Regions from separate parts of the Homo sapiens genome. Here region 2 is linked to region 1. A link is a loop called in an ENCODE intact Hi-C map of the cell type or tissue named here. Cell type or tissue: dorsolateral prefrontal cortex. All regions are shown on one strand.

What was found. Hi-C counts contacts between places; a loop is a spot of excess contacts. Peaks named below come from ENCODE experiments on the same cell type or tissue, not always from the same donor. Only the 100,000 strongest peaks of a DNase experiment are listed, where the experiment ranks them.
Region 2: it touches region 1 in a loop (2.7-fold over the local background); 17 of 110 quality-filtered maps call a loop at or near these places.

The regions. Positions count from the first base shown.
Region 1 is chr1:110,308,852-110,316,851 of GRCh38, forward strand. The region is part of intron 2 of RBM15-AS1 (RBM15 antisense RNA 1); the gene reads right to left. Among named protein-coding and RNA genes, the nearest start is that of RBM15-AS1, 26 kb to the right of the region's middle. In dorsolateral prefrontal cortex, CTCF peaks have their summits at 3,912 (motif pointing left) and 4,119; DNase peaks (open chromatin) are centred at 1,670 and 3,900; H3K27ac peaks cover 2,271 bases.
Region 2 is chr1:110,491,637-110,499,636 of GRCh38, forward strand. No RefSeq gene overlaps it. Among named protein-coding and RNA genes, the nearest start is that of CYMP-AS1, 5.4 kb to the left of the region's middle. RefSeq lists an enhancer at 2,161-3,127. In dorsolateral prefrontal cortex, CTCF peaks have their summits at 4,543 (motif pointing left) and 4,742; DNase peaks (open chromatin) are centred at 3,119 and 4,555; H3K27ac peaks cover 723 bases.

The DNA.
Region 1 (8,000 bases):
GCATCAGATTCCTGATCACGTTGGCCTTGGACAAGGAATCTAACATCTTGAGGTATCAGTTTTTTAATCTGCAAATTGGAGGATGCATACTACCTGCGTCATAGGAGTGCTGGGAGGATTAATTGAGATAGCACATTTTGAGTAAAGAATTGAGCATAATAATGGGTATGTTTTAAGTGCTCAGTGATTATCATTCCCATAACCTTTCTTCTTGCCACAAAGTTTCCCACTCCTATGCGGTGAAAAAGGGCATTTATTGAATATCTCCTTAGAATGAGGTGGCTTCACATGGGTTAATTCATTCAATTCTCATAACAAAGCTGTAAGTTTTGTTTGGTGTAGTTGGTTGTCATCATTTTAACAAATGAGGGAACCCAGGCCTGGAGGGCTCAGCAATTTGCTCAAGGTCATCTGGTTAAGAGAGCCTTCATCAGGACTCCAGTGGCTCTGCCTGGCTCTGTAAGGCCATGTATTTTCCCTCTGCATGAGTCACCAAAAAGTCCTGGAGTGGAGTCACCAAGCGGAAGTGGAGGCATCAAGATCCAGGTGGACCTCAGAGTACATCAGGCCCCAAGATGTGGGCCTGTGGAAGGAGAGAGCCTAGAGGACTACTTTAAGTTAATGCTAGGCATTCTCCTGGTGACCCTGTGAATACTGAGCTATTTTCCTGCTCACAGTGGGGATAGGCAACCAGAGCATCTGGTTTTCCCTGAAAATGTCTACATTTCCACCAAAATCTGGCCAGTCTGCATGTGATAAAGGTAGGAGGATGTTGTCTACCCTTGCTACAAGGTAATAGGAGGACACTGGGAGTTGGCATCTTGATGTAATAAACACAGGATTCGAAGATAGATAGACATGGGTTCAAATCTCAACCCCAAGCCTTGGAAGCTGGGTGACCCTGCATGAGGCACTTCTGAGTGGCCCTTGCTTTTCTGTCTCTAAACACGGATGATCATAATCATACCAGTCTCCACTGACTCCAGACAGTGGTCATTAGATCCAATGAGTCAACACATGGGAGTACACTTTACAGAGTCAGTTATAACCAGGCATTAGCTGTCAAATGAATGAGTCCGGTATCTAGGAGAGTTCACTGCCTGAGGAAGGAAATCCAACCAATCCCCTGCCTGAGAGCCGAGAGCAGCCAGCTCTAAGGCACCTCCTGGAAGATCTTGCAGCCCTCTGGCACTGAGTTCTTTCTTCTCCAACTTCCTACCCCCACATGTTTATAGTCCACACCACATCTAGTTCTCACAGTTCAGAAAGTCCTCCAAGCCAGCCCATCTGAATCCTTTAATGACCTGCTCCTTCCCTGCTTGCTTTCCTTTGCAGAGCCTCCTTCTATCAATACTTTCCCCCTCACATGGAATCCATCCTCACACAGGCCTTTCAGGAGGAAACTTCCCCTGGGCCCCTGACCAGTGTTTCTTTTCAGAGCTTCATCATTTCCCAGGTGGCTGAGGTTGTAGATTTCAAAGCAAGGCCACAGAACGTAAGCTCCGGGCTGGTTTTCACTGCTTCTGCCAGCCCTGCTGCTTACCCTCACACGTCCCTGAAAAGCTTTGGCTGGAACCAGATGCCAATAGGCTAAGGTCCCTGTTGCCTGGCCCTCCACAGCATCCAAACCAGCAAACCAGGGGCTTCCCTGGGGCCGAGTGACCTTCTCTGGGAAGTAGGCCAGAGCTCAGCAAAGTGCTGCCTCTTCAGCCACTGTGACTGTGTGACGCCTGGGCTGAATCCCAAAGAACGAGGGCCCAGCTCTGCGGCTGAGAATCTCAGTAGGGGCAGGGCTACAGGGACCTCCATGGTCAGCAAGCTCAACCTTGTCATTGTCCAGAGGAGGATACTAAGGCCCAAAGAGGCTTGGCAATGTGGATAAGGTAGCAATCTGATAGCAGAGATGTGCTAGGCCATGGTCCTCTCTCCCAGCCCAGGGCTATTTACACCACCCAACAGCTCCTAGTGCCTGGACAAGAAGACTCCAAAGCCCAGCTTCCGATTCTTTCCTTTTGAGTTGCTCTTTGGCTTTCCCAGGGAAGAAGATGGCTGTTTAATTTATTCATCCTTCCAATTTCAGATTAAGAGGGACTGGAAAGAACAGGAGCTATAAGGTAAATACTATTAGTGTCCCTATTTTATAGATGGGGACACTGAGACTTGTAGATATCAAGTATCTTGCCTAAGGTCCCACAGCCAGTACATGGTGGTGCTGGAATTGCAATGCAGGTGACTGGCTCTATCACATTGTGCTGCCAGCACTACACACCTGGTGAATTACCCCTCAACCTGAGAAGCACTTGCTGCTCCTTGGAGCCCTAAAGGATAGGCTGGAATGAGGAAAACTCAGTCTGTCTCCCATCTGGGGTTGGGTAACACAAGCAGTGGCTAGAGTTTAGTAGAGAGGATGTATCCAAAGAGAAATCCCCAAGGAGGCAGAGAGACTCCAAGATTTGAGCAGCTCACCATAGGGATCGAGCCACTTTCTCCAGATGGTCACAGATGAGGATTCTAGCAGCAATTGCAAATGAGAGGAACTTTACCTCTCCTGGTTCCACAGTTCTCTGAGCCTCAGTTCTATTTATTTTTTAATCAGTAAAACTGGGAACTCAAATTACTTGTCCAAGATTCCTTCCTCATCAATAGCAAACAAGTATTGAGCACGGTGCTGAGAGCCTTTACATAGCAGCATCAGCACCCACCATCCCTCCTGGAGAGGAATGGGCAACAAAGTCCTTGCTTCAATGTCTTAGATTAGTTGAGAAAACACATTTTGAAGAGTGCATAAACTGGTCCTTGCTTGCAGGTTCAAGTGGCCCTTCTAACCGTCAGAGTCCATAAATGGAATGGGAATTTGGGGAATGGCTCCTTCCCATTCCATCCTCCAGTTTCCTCCCATTCCAGGCCTATTTCACCTCCCTGATTTCTTAACCCTCAGACTTCAAGAGGCCACGCGAGCCTTCATACACTGCGCATCTTTCTGCAGCAGGACTCTATGGGGGCCAGAGAAGCCTGGGGAGAGGTGGCTCCACGTGCTTTACCCAGAACAGCATTCCTTCAGGTTGAGTTCACCCTGCCCAGACTGACAGCATGGTGGGCATCCACTCTTCGCTTCCATTCTCAAAAAAACATCTGCTTCAACTGTTATCCCAAGCACACAGTCCCCCGACCAGGATGAGAGAGAGCTGGGAAGGAGAAAGAATCGCAATCTGCACACTTGCTTCATTATTCCACTTAATACTCACAGTAGCACCACCAGTTTATAGAAAAGGAAATCAAGTCTGAAAATGACTTACCCAAGGTCCCATGACATATAGATGGAAAACCAGGACACAAAGGCAAATCTGACTCCAAACCTGCCTCCTAACCACTCAGGTATCAGATTTGGCATTCACCCATTCATATCCAGAGAGTTAGCCTTTTATGCACTTCCAAATGGGGGTTTCAGCCCAGCCTAAGGAGAGCCTCAAACTCCTTTAGTGAAGTCCAGGCATTCTCTGAAGCAAACGGCCCCACCCATCCACCGTGGCAGGCCTGGCCTCCCATGGCTCCTCTGTGACATGTAGACTGGGCTGTCCCTGTTACTTGAAACACTTTGCTGGGAAGAGATCCCTTCAGCCTTCTCCCTGAGCCATCGCATGTTATCAGCCTCATCCTTCCTTCCTTCCCCATGCAGGAGGGAGCGACTTTGCCAGTCCAGAGGTCTGAGGTCTCAGCCTTGCCAGGTGACATCTAGGGCCTCATAGCCCTTGCTGGAGAGGTCCTTGCTGGAGAGGCCCTTGCCGGAGAGGCCCAACATGCTCACAACCCTCGGAATGTTTGCAGCTTGGCAGGACTGAGTGACCCAGTTTCCCCGGCAGGGAAGCTCACTTGGCTAGTGGGCTGTGCAGGGTTTGGCATCTGCACGTCTCTCCTGCCCTCTGCTGGTCACCAGGCAGGAGGCTTGCCAGGGCAGGCAATCCCACACTGTGTCCGCTGTGGGAATTGACTCTCAGGCCTGTAAATATTTGCTGAATTAACTGAATGAATGAGTGTATCATGTACAGTTCTAGGCTTTAGGGCCTAAAGTGGCCGAAGAGACAGGAGCTACTCTGGGAAAAGAGTGAATTCTGCTGAGCTGGGCCTGTGTTCCCAGCAGGCCTCCCCCTATACTTTCCTCCTGCGTCCCTGCATAACCAGCTCTCCGCTCCCTCAGAGGCGCTCCCCTCCCTCACAGCGTGCTGCCATTCTAGGATGAATTAGATCTTCCCAGGCCCAGGTCAACTAGTTTCATCACCACCTGACTCGTTACATTTCCTCTACCACATTCCCATGGAGTGGTCTCAAATCTCTGTTTGAATGCCTCCAATGGCAGGCACTCACTATCAGGTAGCCCTTTCCACTTTCCGAGAGCTATAATCAAAAGAATGCTCTTCTTTTTTCACACTAAATCAGCCCTGACACTTCCACTTAGAGACCCAGTTCTTACCTGTTGGTCACTCAGAAGTCTGACCAGGCCACCCTGTGACAGCCTTTCAACTCCTTGAAGACGGCAGTCATATTCCTGAGACTTCTCTTCTCTCCCCGCAAACACACTGGGCTCTCTACTTCCTGCCATTTATCTTAGTAAGTCTGGAAGACTCGGACAATGACTCTCCAGTGGTGGAATTCTAAAAGATGAAGGTATTTTCAGTCTGAAGACTTTCTGCACTTGAACTTAGCCAAAAGGCCAAGAAGCGAGTCTGAAGACCTTCTGAAAGGCAACTTTCTGTCTACTCTAGGAGAAGTCCTAAATCACAAAATGGGATAATTATTTGGCCACAGCTTGCAAATTTACAAAGCTCTTTCATAGGCCACCATCTCAGTGTGTAAAAGTATCATCATCCCAATTTTAGGGATGAAAACAGCAAGGCCTCACAGAGGAAAAATGCTTCACTGGTGATCATACAGGAAGCAAAAGCTAAGTGGTACTCAGACTCAATCTTCTGATTCCAAGTCTACCATTCTTTATACAAAGGCATTGCTGCTTCTGCCTTTTGAGAACGTAAAAAGAAAAAAAAAAGGCAGATAACAAGTATTGAGCACTTACTATATGCCAGACATTGTTCTAAGGGGCTTAATATTTATTAACTTCATGTCCAAAATGACTTTGTAAGGTATGTATGTACACTTATTATTATTCTAATTTTATTTTCCAGGGTTAGTACATTCAAAATCCAGGACACTAACCAGTGCAATTCAGCTCAAGAACTAACACTTAACCACATCACCATGGCTCTCCATGCTTGCCTAAGTTTATACATACATCCATCTTTGTTTCTCTCCTTGCCTCTCATTTATCGGACCAATGATACTGTGGAGAAAGTTAAAGAAGAGTTCCCCAGTGGTGGGAGTGGGGAGACTTTCCTTCCTTTCAAGGCAGTGAACCAGAGGCAGTGAATCCTAGCTCTGCCACTTTTCAGCAAGTGACCTTGGGCCAAGTTATTCAACCTCCCTCCTCTCCTCGGTTTCATCATCTGTAAAATGGAGGTGCCACCAGCACCGACTTCATTGGGTTTCCGTGAGTTATGAGTTAATGTTTTTGTAAAGTGGTTAGAGAAGTGAATTTCTATTACTAAATTTGGACCCTCGGCTGTTTGAGGTGACTGGGGCAAAGTCTAGAGGGTGGGTAAAAGCAGGCACCATCCTGTGGGAACACAGAAGGAAAGAGCCCTGGAGCCCAGACGGAGGATGGGCTGGGGGAGGTGGAGTGGAGAGAGAAACTGATGGAGAACTGGGATGACTTTTGGTGGGATCTGACCCTTTCATGGAGTCACAGTTTCTCTGAGTTAAAAGTATCTTTCTAGGGCATCTAATCCAGCCAAGCAGTGGAGCAGGCACAAGTCTCCAGTCTCAGCCAGAGGCCTTGGAAGATGAAGAATTCCATTTCCTAAGACTGGGGGCACACTGCATTAAAATAAATGACACTTGGTAGGCTGGAGTTGAGGGAGGTTCTCTCTGGCCTCTTGAAGAAACTAGACAGCAGGGATATAAGGTCCAGATGCCTTTACACCTGGCCTCAATTTGGTCTCATATTCTGTTTTCAGGAACAATACAAATCTGTAGCAGAACTACATGAGTTCCAAGCTGATAGCACACTGATAATAATAGCTAATACTTATGAGGGATTCCCATGCACTAGATGCAATTCTGAACGCTCACTTGTGTTAGCTCATTTAATTTTTACATCATTGCTTTAACGGTATTAGCCCCACTTTACCCAGGAGGAAATGGATGCACTGGGAAGTTCAAACACTTGATCATCATCATGCAGCAAGTTGTGATCAAAATCAGAGGATGAGAACCAGACCCTCTGACTCCAGGAGCAGTATTCTTAACTATTATAAAAAGCCAGCCATAGGCGGATCACTTGAGGTCAGGAGTTCAAGACCTCCCTGGCCAACATGGATGGTGAAACTCCGTCTCTACTAAAAATAAAAAAATTAGCCAGTCGTGGTGGCGGGCACCTGTAATCCCAGCTACTCAGGAGGCTGAGGCACGAGAATTGCTTGAACCCGGGGGGCAGAGGTTGCAGTGAGCTGAGATTGCACCACTGCACTCCAGCCTGGGTGACAGCGAGACTCCATCTCAAAAAAAAAAAAAAAAAAAAAAACCCAGCCATTATCCTCATTTCAGAAATTATTGAAATTGTGTATTAAAGAATATTCATTTTGAAAAAGTAACCAAATCTTTAAAGGCTTCAGAGAAGCAGATTTCTCTTGTAGCTTGTGGCAGCATTTTCTCAGAACTGGACGGGGCCACCAGTAGCGTCCTTCATTCCTATATCCGGGTGCTTGTTCCATGCAGTCATGGTATTAGGTTCTGGGGATGCTGCACACAGTGACACACACTCAGTCACTGCCCTGATGGGGTTTTTACAACCTGGTGAGGCAGAGAGATACTGGTCAAATAGTCACACCAACATATAATCCACAACTACAATAAATGCTATGAAGGAAAAGACTAGAATGCTCTAAGAGTGCATTATGGGTAGCAAGAACTGCCCTAGACTGGGGTGTGGGGTGGGGGAGGGATGTGTCAGGAAAAACTTTGCCTGTAGGTTTTTATATAAAAGAATGTCTTTGGGCTGGGTGCAGTGGCTCACGCCTATAATCCCAGCACTTTGGGAGGCTGAGGAGGGAGAATTGCTTGAGCCCAGGAGATTAAGACCAGCCTGGGCAACATAGTGAGACCTTGTCTCTACGAAAACAAAAAATTAATTAGCCAGATATGGTGGCACATGCCTATAGTCCCAGCTACTTGGGAGGCTGAGGTGGGAGGATCACTTGAGCCCAGGAGGTTGAGGCTGCAGTGAGCTATGATCAGCCACTGCACTCCAGCCTAGGTGACAGAGTGAGACCCTATCCCTTAAAAATATATATATTTTTCTAAGGTTATTTCTGAGTTAGTGTAAATAATGGACATGGACTCAAGTTTCAATTAGAGTTTCAATACTTAGACACAGGAAAGCTTCACCAAGAAACTTCTGAGACTGCATAGTCCTGGGGTAAAGAGGGTCAAAAATGCTTCTGGGGTGTCCATAGTGAGCTGGCATGAAGGAATCTTCATTGATCCCAGGAACTTACAGTGCTCTGGCTTTTGTTTCTAGAAATGACAATCCCTACACATTCACGGCATGCCCCACCCAGCCTTTAGTAGCAGAGTGATGTTAGGAGCCCTGGCTGGCTCTGGAGCCAGATGGACATGTGGTAAATTCCTTAATTTCTAGAGTCTTCAGTTTCTACTCTATAAAATGGGTTGATAATAATATCTACTTGCAGGGTTAATGTGAGACATAAATGAGATAAGACATAGGAGGTACCTGAGAATTATGTGGATCGCAGCAAGTGTTCAATCAATGTTAGCTAGTATAGCCTCCAACTCTAACTACAAACGGGCAGGATAGTGAGATGAACCTGTATTTATCTCAAGATAGAACATGGAATTTCATTTCTTTCTAAGCAAACCATTGCTTATTTCCA
Region 2 (8,000 bases), 180 kb after region 1:
GTTGGAAGAAGCCAGATGAAAGAGTGAGCAGGGAGCATGGGGAAAGATCTGAGTCCTAGGCTGCCATCCACCCTGGGGGAGAGCCACAGTCCAGACTCCCATCCTCAGGCTCAGGGGCTCAGGCCCTGGCAGTGGTCAGAGCGGTGCCATTGCCGATGGCAGGTTCGTGTTAACCTGGCTTTCAGAGGCTGATGTGTCAAAGCCAGATGCCAGTGTTCAGAGTTCCTGTGAGTGCCCAGGCTCACAGAGCCCTGCACATTCTCCTGGGAGAGAGCCACGCAGGAAATCCAAATATTACCGGGTCACACAAGGGGATTCAGGTGGCTTTAGGAAGTTTTTCTCAGTGATGCTACTCTAAGGCCCCTCAGCTACCTTGGGAGGGAGGTGGACAGCTCTTGGGGAGATCACAGTGCTTGGAGTCCTCTTGGCAGACTCCTTGGACAGTGCTCTGCTGGGAGCTGCATGCGTCTGCTCTCCAGCCCTCCTCCCTTTTTCTTTGCACCCCCTGCCTTAGATAGTCTTTTTCCCATCGGGGGAAGACAATTGACCAGGCCTTTGTTTTCTATGTCATAGCTAGCCTTGTCCCCTCTGCTTCACCCACCCCAAATATAGTGATCGGACTTTGTCACACCTTTATAGTAGTTCAACCCTCACAAGGCCTTGGGAAGGGGGTGGGGTCATCTTGCTATCTAGCCCCTGCCCCTACCTCAGGCTGACCACGGGCCTGCCCTGCAAACAGCTGGAGCAGGTGAGTAATGCCCATGTCTCCAGGAACCGGAAGCTGCAGGTTTGGCAGTGACACTTCACAAAGGAGACTGTCCTTCATGAGGAGTGAAGCGGGGGGCAGGAGCAGAGTGGGCTCTGGCTTCTTTCTCCCAGTGGCAGCTGCTAATGGGATCCGGTCGACAAGCCATCTGGGGGCATCTCCTGGGGCCTTTCTTAGTGGTACCCAAGAACAAAAGAGATGAGGGACCCAGTCAGTGGAGATGCTGCCTGTGGCGCCTGTCTGGGTTTGCGGCTGTGCAGCCAGCTTGGCCGCAGAGGCAGCCCATGGCTTCCTGCAGGGAAGAGACTGGGCTGTGGGGGTGAAATGGAGCAGGAAGGCTCAAGCTGCCTTTCCTGGGTGAGCCAAGGAGACTGGTGTGGGATGGTGCAGAGGCCACAGGAGAACATCCCAGGACTTCAAGGACAGAGGGTGGTGCCAGCAATGGGCAGGCCTTGGCGTTTGAATCTTACTGGGCCAGCGAGGTAAGCGAGGTGCCAAGGAGTCAGTCTGGCTTTGGGAGGCTTCTCTAAGCCTCGCTGTTCTTATCTAGGACCAATACTGCCTGTTTGCCAAGAACGAGACAGAATTGGGCCACTTTCATTATTTTTACACTTCTTGTGTATTAAAAAAAATGCCAAATAGGCCTACAAAAATGGTTATAGATTTCAATGGTTTACATTTAGCAACTGTATTTTAAACACCCACATCCCAACTGGAGATAATGTAGAAAGTCTAAATATGATGACTTTCACAAATGTGAGGTTTGGACCAAATGGGTCCTGTCTCACCCCCTGCCCAGTTGGCCCTGGTGGTGACCCCTGTCCTGGGAGGGCAGTGAGGGCACAGCGAGGGCAGCTCCCCACTGGGGCTAACGCAGTGTTGCCACACAGCACCCCTGTGGCCTCAGCAATGTTCCTGGCTGCAGAGAACTCTCTGCCTGGAATGTTCTCTACTCTCCAACTCCTCTCCAACTCCTCTGACTTTCAATCAACCTTCAAACCTCAACTCAGTCCACATCTCTTCAGGATGCTTCTGACGAGCCTGGGGGCTTAGTGTCATACCACTTATTTCCCTGTTGGTCTTCCTCATGGCCTCTGGGCTCACTGAGCACAGACATTGTGCACTTCTCATTTTCTTTTCTTTTTTTTTTTTTTTGAGACAGAGTCTTGCTCTGTTGCCCAGGCTGGAGTGCAGTGATGCAATCTCCGCTCGCTGCAACCTCTGCCTCCTGGGTTCAAGTAATTATCCTGCCTCAGCCTCCTGAGTAGCTGTTATTACAAGTATGTGCCACCACACCCAGCTAATTTTTGTATTTTTAGTAGAGATGGGGTTTCACCGTGTTATCCAGGCTGGTCTTGAACTCCTGACCACGAGTGATCCGCTCACCTTAGCCTCCCAGGCAAGAGCCACCATGCCCAGCCTCACCTCTCATTTTGATATCTTAGGTGCCCAATTCATGGAATGTCCCATCAAGTATTGTAGGGTGAATGAATGAATGAGTCACTTGGTAAGGTCCACAAGAGTCACACTGCTTTCTTTGTCTCCTCTTTCCTCTTGGATCTTTATATCCCCCCTTCCCAGCACACACTCAGGCCCACTCCCCATGTCTTCTCCCTCCCCTAGCTGGCCTAGAACACTCCCCATTCCCTTGCTGTCCCCCTGGAACTCCTCTGTGCATGTTAGAAGGACAAATGGCCACCAGGGATTTATGGTTCTGGGACGGGGTCCACATTGGTCTCTGTGGTCAGGCCTTCTGAGGGCTGTGCCAGGTGGTGAATGAGGAGGCTTTGGGAAGGGGCCACCAGCACATCCGTGGTTTGCTTATGAAGAGGGCCTACCTGGAGGCCAGGGAGGAGCTGCAAGGCTAGAGGGGCCCCTTTGCAGGGCGGGGCTGACTTGTTTCTGGATATCCCACCAGCCCTATCTGCCAATAAGGTCCAGGCAGGGAGAGGGCAGCTGAGGAAGCCTTGGTGGCCATTCACGTCCACCCAGCAGGTGTTGCCTGCCGTCTGTCCTTCTGCCACAGCCACATCCAACACCTGCAGGGTTCGCCTCTGGGAGTTTGTGACCCCTGTTCCCTTTGCCTGCTATGCCTTTCCACCTTCTCTAATCTGTGAAGTGCTCCTTCTCCTTCAAGGCCAGCCTAAATGTCACCTCTTCTAGGGTCCCCACTCCTCCACTTTCTCATTGCGTTTATCCTGTCATAGTTGTTCACCGACACATTCGTCTCTCTGACTAAACTGCTGACGAACAGTGCCTGCGTCCTTCCTCCCTGAATCCTCAGCGCCCAGCAGAGTTCCTAGAATGCTGTGGAGGCTCGGCCAATGCCCGAGGGTGGCTTATGCTTTGTGATGCAGCACGAGTAATGAGTGCTGAGAGATGCGAACTCACAAAGACCAGGTGTGGATGTGTGCACAAGCACACACACGTGTGCACACAAGTACATACATGCACACCCATGCCCTGCCCCTGAGTAGACACAGACCCAGGCCCCAGTTCTAGAGCCCTATTCCCAGCCCCTCTCCTCCCCTGTCACTCAACGCCTTGCCAGTTCTTATGCTAATGAGAGGAAGCGTTTGGGCAGAGAGAAGCTTGGAAAGGAAGTCTTTGAAATGGAAATGTTATGACAAAATGATGGATTGTTTTCCGAGCTGTGCAGTTTGTTTCTTTCTTGCAGCAGAAGGGAGAGTATAACAGAGACAAGAGTGGCAGAGGCTGCCCATGTCAGCAAGCCCCAGATGGCAAGGAGTGCGGGTGAAACACTCCGGGACCATGGAGCGAGGGGAAACTGCAAAGCAGGCAGAGGGACACGGCCTAGCTACTGTCCAGAAGCCTTGGTCATGGCTGGGGCCCGACTGGCCAGAGCATACAACGGCTGTCTGGAGGAGGTGGGGTCTCTGAAGACCAGGAGGGACATCTGACCCGTCCTTCTGCCAAGGCTGCCATACTCAACACCCTGCAGGGCTCATCTCTGAGCCTCTGTGCATGCTGTTCCTTTGCCTGATATGACTCCACCTTCTCTAACCTGCAGACTGTTCTTCGTCCTTCAAGACCAGCTGATATGTTATCTCCACTGGGAAGACTCCTACTGTACATGAGGCCTGCTTCACCCAAACTCCCTAAACCATAGGAGAACTCATTGGCTGATCCCTAGCTCCTTGATTGACTTGGGGCTAATTAGAATTGTTGCCTATCTTACTCATTAAAAATATGCATTGCATACTTGCTGTGTGCAAAATGCTGTTCTAGGCACTGTGTCCATTGGTGAACACAAACAGACCCTCCGTCGTCATGGGACTTATGTCCTGGGGGGACACAAACAATGAGATCATAGATGCATAAGTTACGTGGCTTCTGGGTGGTTATAAGCACATGGGAAAAGTGGAGTAATGAGGGAACACGCTTTGCTTTGAAATGAGGTAGGAAGGGCAGGCTCAGTGAGAAGGTGACATTTGAGCAAAGACATGAAAGATGGGTCAGCCATGCAGATATAGGGGCAGGGATGGTGTGTAAAGACTAAACACATCAGCATTTAATAAAGAGAAGCTACAGGTGGATACATATGGATACATTATTTTTTGCTTATGCCAGTTATCTTTCTAATGAAAGATAAGTTGCATCTCAATTGTTTAGCATCCTTTATAGCACTTAGTGTTTGACACGGAATAACTGTTCAGTAGACGTATGTTGAACGAACAAACAAGCTCCAAACTGTCTCCCTCTAAACCCCTTAGCCATGGTGAGGGCTGCCCAGGAGCCAGCTCTTGTCCTGGAGCGCCCTCTAGTGACCAAATCTCAGATGCCAGCTTTGTACATCTTGTTTATATCCTGTAACATTTCTCCTTCCCACCCCAGGAGAACTTAGGGACAGTGGCCAACCAATCAATAGAATTAACTAAGTGTCTCCTATGTGCAGGGCACAGTGGCAGCTTCTACACGAAGCACGCAGACTCAGGATATATGGTCCCTGCCCTCAAATCCCTCACTCACTGGACATCTCTCTGGTTAACCATTTCCTTCTCAACCTTTGCTCTCCGATAATCCCCCCTTTCTGATCTTTCTGGATCATCTGTAATACTGGAATTACATTTTGAGCTAGGGCTGGCTGGGTGAGGATGTGCATGCTGTGTGTGCCTGAGGGGCTTGGGAATAGCATTAGCTTTCCAGGTCAGCAAATTAGCCCATCATTCCGTAGTAGTGGAGGGGTGGAAGACAGCTAGGATCTGGTCCACTAGGCACTCCATGGAGTTTCAGAGCTGAGGCTGATGCTGGCTGGATAACATGCAGACCAAACTTGTCACCCCATTCTGGCTGGTGGAATTGTGCTTCCTTTTTAAGGACTTCTCATGGCCCTGGCCACCTTCTCTGTGCTGGTGGCCTTGGTATCCTCAAAGCCAAAGCTGAAGCTCCATTCCTGGGCACTAAGCCTCCACCACCTTTTGTCCTTGCCCTCTCCTCTGACCCCATCCATGAAACTCGAGAGCCCCTTTCTTTCCCAGGGCTCTGTTTAACACTGAGGCCAGAATAACTGTGTCCTGGTAGCTTTATTTTTAGGGCCTGTAAGAGGGAATAAGGAGCCTCTGGAGACAGGCCTCCCATGTGTCAGGGAGGGTCCTGGGCCCACAGGTGCCAGCCACACCTCCTGCAGCTTTGGAAGTCCAGTGCCAAATCTCAGCCACACCCCCATATCTGCTCCCTGGGGTGCACATTTCTCATCGAGAGCATAGCTCTTATGCAATGAGGTGGCTGTGGGCAAACTGGCTGTCCAGATGCCTAGGCTTAAGTCAGTGCCCTGGGACCTCCCGAGTTATGCTGGTGGCCAGTCTCTTGGCCTCAGCTCCTGAGTTAGGAAGGTAGGTGGCCTCAAGCTGAAGGGATGCTTTGGCTTGACTTCCACCACCTGGGCTCATGCCCCTTGTAGAGTGGATGATACGCAAAGAGTAGAGAATCTCCAAGTGCTTTCCTGAGTCCGCGCTTTTCCTGGGAGTCCCAGACGCAGACCAGTCAGGGTGAGAGTGGACTGGGAATCCAAGAATCTTCAGAAATTATTCTTCGGCTTGAAAGTCTGATGAATGAACTGATTACGGCTGGTGCAGAAAGTGCCCCGTGGACACTCTATCACTGGGTGGCAGCCTGGGTATGGATTTGGACTGGGCTTCAAAGATTTTATTTGGACCCAAGAGGGAGAAAAATGGCTTTCTGCATCCCACGGAGTGCTTCCTGGCAAAGGGCAGTGGGCACTTGTGCATATGTCTCCCAAGCCACCTTCTCTCCTTTGACCACTTAGATCTGGATCTTCCTTCTAGCCTTAAGCAGCGTCCTAAGAGTGGTGTCTTCTCTTCCTCTCTGTCATCCCCATGCTGCCCTGGTTCCCATTAGTCCTTACCTTCCCCAGGCCCTAAAAGTAGCTCTTTCCCAGGGCTGGAGTTGCCCCGGCCTTGGGAACACCCCAGCTTGGGGACTAGTGAGGCCCCAAGGGGTGCAGGTACTAGGTGGGACTTGATGTGTCTCTCCAACAGGAGCAGAGGGACACTGGAAAATCACTGGCCCCACTGGAGGTGCCTGAGCTAGGAAGATGAAAGAGGATGACACAGGGGACTGTCTTTTTTTCTCACACAGCTGGCAGCTCTGGCCTGGGGTCGGAGAGACAAATGTGTTGGGCGTGTGCCTTGTCAAATGAATTGTCTTTCTTTCTCTCTCATCAAATATTTACAGAGCATCCCTATCACCAGGTGCTGAAGCCACGATGGTGAGCAAAACATGCTCTTCATCCTCATAGAGCTTTATGGAGGTAAGAGTTATTGGGAGTTTGGTCTTGGTGAGATTTATTGGGAGGGACCATATTTTGGATTTGGATTTTCAATATTCTGTCCCATAGTTCCCTCAACTGATTGCAGTGTCCTAAAAAAAGCTGGTAATCCTGAAATCACACTGCATCAGTCAGACTGTTACTTACGCCAGCAAACATCACAAAAATCTTTTGTTAGGCCTCACGTCCCAGTTTTTAGTCCAGAAGGTGTGATTCCCATTCAGCCGGGGCTTCCAAGCCCCTGACGTAGAGCAGGGATTTGAATGGAAAAGAGAGAAGCAGCTGCGGCCCCGTGCCTGGAAAGCCCAAGTGTGCTCTCCTCCTGTTTGTGAAAGCCTCTCCTTCCCCAGGTCAGGGCAGGGCCTGTGACCCACTCCTCTGTCTACTGCTCCAGACAGGCCACCTGGACTTCACCAGTCTCCTAACAACCTACAAAGTCTCCCTGGATAACAGGATGTGACCTTTCTCATGTCAGCGAGGTTTGCTGGAGGATGTGAGAGCTGAAGCCAGAGGCAGTCCACAGCTGTGAGGTGATGGAAACTGGTAGGAAGGGGGATGTTATGGACTGAATTGTGTCTCCTCAAATTCACATGCTAAAGCCCCAACCCCGAAAGTGGCTGTGTTTAGAGATGGGGCTTTTGAAAAAGTAATTAAGGTTAACTGGGTCATATAGGTAGGCCCTCATCTGATGTGACTGGTGTCCTTAGAAGGAGAGGAAGAGATGCCAGCGATGTGCATGCACAGAGGAAAGGCCATGGGAGGATGCAGTGGGAAGGTGGCCTTCTGCAAGCCAGGGAAAGAGGCCTCACCAGAAACCAGCTCTGATGGCACCTCGATCTTGGACTTCCAGCCTCCACAACTATCCTTTGAGCCACATGGCCTGTGGCCTTCTGTCATGGCAGCCTGGGTGGACTGAGACAGGGAAGTTGCTGCAGGCTGATGGAAACAGAGGCTCAGCAGGGCTCCCATCTGAATCTGGATGAGGGAGGTGGGAGAGAGTCACCATCCCTGGGATTTGCTCTTGAAGGTTTTGGCAGCTCTGACCATCTCCTTAGGTTGATTGGTGGGCAGCCCCAATGTCTGCAGCCCTGGGGCCAAGGACTCTCCTATCAGGCCTCCTGGCCATTGCAGAGGATGTCAGGTGGTGGTGGTGGGGGGATGCCTAAAGGCCATGACTTCTTTCCTTAATGACATAAGACCTGATCCTCCAGGGCAGGCAATGCTCAGAAGCTCTCTCATTGGACAGCAGAGGCTGAAACTCGCAGGCAGGTCACGTCCTCTTGGAGGGTCTCTGATTAATCACTGCTGCCATCACCATGAGGTCCCTTGAGGGGTGCTGCTACCTTTAACTCTCTAACTCTCTGGTTCTAATGTGAGTGCACAACTCTTACTGTCATTCTTGAGTGCATAGGCTATGGATGACCC